Regions from separate parts of the Homo sapiens genome. Here region 2 is linked to region 1. Evidence: chromatin loops called from intact Hi-C (ENCODE). Cell type or tissue: uterus. All regions are shown on one strand. Each heading gives the region's core, and the rest is flanking DNA. Links, peaks and the distances in the headings are about the cores only.

Evidence for each region. Hi-C counts contacts between places; a loop is a spot of excess contacts. Peaks named below come from ENCODE experiments on the same cell type or tissue, not always from the same donor. Only the 100,000 strongest peaks of a DNase experiment are listed, where the experiment ranks them.
Region 2: it touches region 1 in a loop (9-fold over the local background); 20 of 110 quality-filtered maps call a loop at or near these places.

The regions. Positions count from the first base shown.
Region 1 is chr4:75,680,909-75,683,829 of GRCh38, reverse strand. It overlaps a transcript of G3BP2 not described here. Among named protein-coding and RNA genes, the nearest start is that of G3BP2, 9.0 kb to the right of the region's middle. In uterus, for the core only: no CTCF peak of the experiment used is centred there; no DNase peak of the experiment used is centred there.
Region 2 is chr4:75,500,988-75,503,908 of GRCh38, reverse strand. The region is part of intron 3 of RCHY1 (ring finger and CHY zinc finger domain containing 1); the gene reads left to right. Among named protein-coding and RNA genes, the nearest start is that of RCHY1, 12 kb to the left of the region's middle. In uterus, for the core only: no CTCF peak of the experiment used is centred there; no DNase peak of the experiment used is centred there.

The DNA of each region.
Region 1 (2,921 bases), core at 170-2,669:
GCTATGGAGTTAGGGGTCAGGCCCAGCAGGGATCACTAGATACCCAGCTAGAAAAAGGGAGATAACTGGGAGCTCCTGTCAGTTCTGAGCCAGACACTAGCAGCCAGGTAATTTACTTCCACAGCCAGGACTCACCTAGGTAGTGAGTCAACAGAGGCATATAGGTCAGAGTGGCAGTCCAGCAGGAGGATATAGATGTTTAAAAAGCCAGGCTTATGAACTAACCAGAAGTGCAGGTTACATCTTTATTCTTTTTTTTTTTTAATTGAGATGGAATTTCGCTCGTTGTCCAGGCTGGAGTGCAATGGCACAATCTCGGCTCACTGCAACCTCCACCTCCCAGGTTCAAGTGATTCTCCTGCCTCAGCCTCCCGAGTAGCTGGGATTACAGGTACACGCCACCACGCCCAGCTAATTTTTATATTTTTAGTAGAGACAGGGTTTCGCACCACGTTGGCCAGGCTGGTCTCAAATTCCTGACCTCAGGTGATCTGCCCGCCTTGGCCTCACAAAATGCTGGGATTACAGGTGTGAGCTACCGTGCTCGGCCTACATCTTTATTCTGAGGACCATTCCTGCCCTAGTTATAATCTCATGTATGCTTCCTGCTGAGGTAAAGCAGAGAGAAGTATTTTGCTGCCATGGAGCCAGATCCCCCAGTTTTGCTAGTCTAGACTCTACAAGGAAGTGGTTACACCTAGAAATGTGTGGGTGGAAAATGAGAGCTGATGCGGACCCTGCATGAGGGACTGGCTGTGTTCTGCTCCAGACTGGCCAAGGTAGAAGAAAGTCACAATGCGCTGTGTCTATCAGCTGCATGATTTCTTTCTTTCTTTTTTTTTTTTTTGAGACGGAGTCTCGCTCTGTCACCAGGCTGGAGTGCAATGGCGCCATCTCAGCTCACTGCAACCTCTGCCTCCCAGGTTCAAGCAATTCTCCTGCTTCAGCCTTCCAAGTAGCTAGGATTACAGGCACACGTCACCCACCATGCCCAGCTAATTTTTGTATTTTTAGTAGACACGGGGTTTCACCGTGTTGGCCAGGATGGTCTCGATCTCCTGACCTCGTGATCTGCCCGCCTTGGCCTCCCAAAGTGCTGGGATTACAGGCATGAGCAACCGTGCCCAGCCCAGCTGCATGATTTCTTTATGGAGATCTTTTCCCAATGAGAAGTTTCACAACTACCAAGTTTTCTGTCTGCTGATGAAAGCCCTGTATTTTCCATACAGTTGATTTTTTACTACCCTGAATAGTTTTATAACCTGGGAGCTGAACGAAATTAATAAAACACATTTGCTTTCAAAAGTACTACACTATTCCTCCCCCTTCGAGTTACCCATGTTCAACTGCTATCCAAAAATATTACATGGAAAACTCCAGAAATAAAGTTCATAATTTTTTTTTTTTTTTTTTTTGAGACGGAGTCTCGCTCTGTCACAAGGCCGGAGTGCAGTGGCACAATCTTGGCTCACTGCAACCTCTGCCTCCCTGGTTCAAGGGATTTTCCTGCCTCAGCCCTCCCGAGCAGCTGGGACTACAGGCGTGTGCCACCACACCCAGCTAATTTTTGTATTTTTAGTAGAGACGGGGTTTCACCATGTTGGCTAGGATAGTCTCGAGCTCTTGACCTCGTGATCCGCCTGCCTCGGCCTCCCAAAGTGCTGGGATTACAGGCATGAGCCACCGCACCTGGCCAACAGTTTATAAGTTTGAAAGTGCACACCATTCTGAGTAGTGTGATGAAATATTGCACCTTCCTCTGTCATCCCACCCAAGATGTTAATCATTCTTGTCCAGTGTATCCATGCTGTCTGCTCTACCCTCTGGTTGGTCATGTCATAGCCTTCTCAGTTATCAGATCAACTATCCCAGTTTCACTGTGTTTGTGTTCAGGTAACCCTTACTTTACTTAATAATGGCCCCAAAGTATAAGAGTAGTGATGCTGGCATATTGTTATAATTTTTCTTTTTTTTTTTTTTTGAGATGGAGTCTTGCTCTGTTGCCCAGACTGGGGTGCAGTGGTGCGATCTTGGCTCACTGCAACCTCCGCCTCCTGGGTTCAAGCCATTCTCCTGCCTCAGCCTCCCGAGTAGCTGGGACTACAGGCACACACCACCACGCCCGGCTAAGTTTTGTATTTTTAGTAGAGACAGGGTTCGCCATGTTGGCCAGGCTGGTCTCGAACTCCTGACCTCAGGTGATCCACCTGCCTCAGCCTCCCAAAGTGCTAGGATTACAGGGGTGAGCCACCACGCCTGGCCTGTTATAATTTTTCTATTTTATCATTAGTAATTGTTAATCTCTTACTGTGCCTAATGTATAAACTTTATCGTAGGTATGTATGTGTAGGAAAAAACATAGTATATATAGGGTTTGGTATTGTCTGGTGTTTCAGGCATCCACTGAGGGTCCTGGAATGTACCCTCTGCAGATAAGGGGGGACTACTATATATCCTTTTCCTCCTCCTTCTGAATTTGACTATATTTATTTATTTATTTATTTTTGAGACGGAGTCTCGCTCTTTCGCCCAGGCTGGAGTGCAGTGGCACGATCTCGGCTCACTGCAACCTCTGCCTCCCGGGTTCAAGCGATTCTCCTGCCTCAGCCTCCCGAGTAGCTGGGACTACAGGTGCATGCCACCACGCCCGGCAAATTTTTATATTTTTAATAGAGACGGGGTTTCACCATGTTGGCCAGGCTGGTCTTGAACTCCTGACCTCAGGTGATCCACCCACCTTGGCCTCCCAAAGTGCTGGGTTACAGGCATGAGCCACCACGCCTGGCTGAATTTGACTATATTTAAGAGAAAGACTTAGGCCACGGTTTTTCTTTTTTTTTTTTTAATTTTTTATTTATTTTTTGAGACGGGGTCTTGCTCTGTCGCCAGGGTGGAATGCAGCGGCATGATCTCAGCTCACT
Region 2 (2,921 bases), core at 212-2,711, 180 kb after region 1:
CTTTAACATATGTACCTGCCTTCAACGTTTGTCCACTTATGAACCATATTAAGTAAATTTTGGTGTACAAACGTCATAAAAGATGGAAGAATATTATCACACATTCTTTAAGGATGTCCAGGTTTTTGTCATGAAATAATGTAATTTGAAGTCCTTCCTAATAAATGACTAAGTGAGGATACCATATTTTCTTTTTTTTTTTAATTAATTTTTTTTTGAGATGGAGTCCCACTCTGTCACCCAGGCTGGAGTGCAGTGGCGTGATCTCGGCTCACTGCAACCTCTGCCTCCTGGGTTCAAGCAATTCTGCCTCAGCCTCCCTAGTAGCTGGGATTACAGGCACTCGCCACCACAGCCAGCTAATTTTTGTATTTTTAGTAGAGATGAGGTTTCACTTTGTTAGCCAGGATGGTCTTGATCTCCTGACCTCGTGATCCGCCCACCTTGGCCTCCCAAAATGCTGGAATTACAGGTGTGAGCCACTGTGCCTGGCCACCATATTTTCTTTTTGTCCTTAGAAATATATTGTTCATTCCTTTTTTTCAGTGAGACCATTCATATGGTACATCATCTGAAAATCATAATCTGATTTATTGCTTATAGGATTGATTTCACCATCATTATAATTAGAGTCCAGAGCACTGGTTCTCAACTGGGGAGAGTTTTTTCCCAGGTGATATCTGGCAATGCCTGGAGACATTTTCAGCTGTTGTAACCAGGGAGTGAGGGGTAGCAGATGCTAATGACATCTACTGGATAGAGACCAGGGATGCTACTAAACATCCTATAATGTGCAAGACGCTTTCCTGCTACAAAGTATTATCTGGTTCAAAATGTAAATATTGCCTAGGTGGAGAACCTTCAGTCTAGAATGGTTATCTGCCTTTTTGCATTTATTTTCTGCTTTGTCTAAATTTTCCTTTTTTTTTTTCTATTTGTGAAAAATGAAAAATTCTGATTTCTCAACTGTGTTCAAGGAAAACTACAAAGAAGGTATCTGCGGACTCTTTAATGCCTTCTGGAAAGATGATGTAATACTTTGAGCAGTACAGAAAGAAAACCGAAGGATTATGCATTAGTGATTATTTCATGTCATTCTTTCATGTTTCTACATGAAAGGTCTTTCTACCATGCTTTGCATTTTAGTCTTTTTGTTAGGATAGTTGGGAATGATTGATAATGTGAAAGGATTCCTAGGATGCTGAAATACCAAAATTAGGAAAAATAAGATTAAGATTCCATAATGTATCAGATTTATGAAAGGGTTCAATGGACCCATATGATAATTGCAAACAGAATAGAATGAGTTTATTCTATTAAAGAAAAAGTAGATTTTCTTCTTTAGAAGATTTCTTTTCTCTTTTTTTTTGAGACGGAGTCTCACTCTGGCGCCCAGGCTGGAGTGCAGTGGCGCGATCTTGGCTCACTGCAAGCTCTGCCTCCTGGGTTCATGCCTTTTTCCTGCCTCAGCCTCCCAAGTAACTGGGACTACAGGCGCCCGCCACTATGCCTGGCTAATTTTTTGTATTTTTAGTAGAGACGGGGTTTCACCGTGTTAGCCAGCATGGTCTCGATCTCCTGACCTCGTGATCCACCTGCCTTGGCCTCCCAAAGTGCTGGGATTACAGGTGTGAGCCACCGCAGCTGGCCTTCTTTGGAAGATTTCTAAAGAAAGAATAAATGTCACAAAATATTCATCTTTAAAACAGAATTGATTAAAAAAAGAACTAGACCTGGGTACAGAGTGAATATTGTATAAAAAGGCTTTTGCAGTCATAAAAGCTTTGTTAAATGCTGAATTTAATCAAAATCCCTTCTCAGAACTTTTTTTTTTTTGAGACAGAGTTTCACTCTTGTTGCCCAGGCTGTTGTACAATGGCACTGTCTTGGCTCACCGCAACCTCTGCCTCCTGGGTTCAAGTCCTGCCTCAGCCTCCCGAGTAGCTGGCATTACAGGCATGTGCCACCATGCCTGGCTAATTTTGTATTTTTAGTAGAGATGGGGTTTCTCCATGTTGGTCAGGCTGGTCTTGAACTCCCTACCTCAGGTGATCCTCCCACCTTGGCCTCCCAAAGTGCTGGGATTATAGGCGTGAGCCACCGCACTGAGCCTTTTCAGAACTTTTAACTTGTTAATTGTACAGTGCAAATATCCAAGTATATTGAGTTTCTAATAACAGTATTTGATTATAGAATCCTTTTCATGTTCAGTGGAACATAATTAGGAGATGTTTAATGTATAGAATAACAGAATTTTCAAATAGAAAAGTTGTTTTATGTTATTGGGTATTGTAATATGTGACTCACGTTATAGACAAATAATTATGTTCACTTCAAGTAGGCATTTTAGGAGGCATTTTATCTTTTGTCATTGTTCAAAAATATTTGAAATGTTTATTTTCTGCAGTTGCTTTTAATGAGTGCATATGGCATACTGAAAAACTACCCTCGAGGATTTTTGAGTTCTTTTGATTTTTAAAAAATCTGCCAAAAGATATTGGAAGCAAAATCTATTAAGTTTGACAAATACTGTCTTTAGTCAAATGACATATGATCATCAATAATGACTATTATTTTTTAGATAATAAAAATATTAAAAGAGCTGGGCGCAGTGGCTCACGCCTCTAATCCTAGCACTTTGGGAGGCCAAGGCGGGCAGATCACCTGAGGTTGGGAGTTTGAGACCAGCCTGACCAACATGGAGAAACCCTGTCTCTACTAAAAATACAAAATTAGCCAGGCGTGGTGGTATATGTCTGTAATCCCAGCTATTCGGGGGGCTGAGGCAGGAGAATTGCTTGAACCCGTGGGCGGGAGGTTGCAGTGAGCCAAAATCGTGCCATTGCACTCCAGCCTGGGCAACAAGAGCAAAACTCTGTCTAAAAATATATACATATTTTATTGTATATAGTATGTATAAA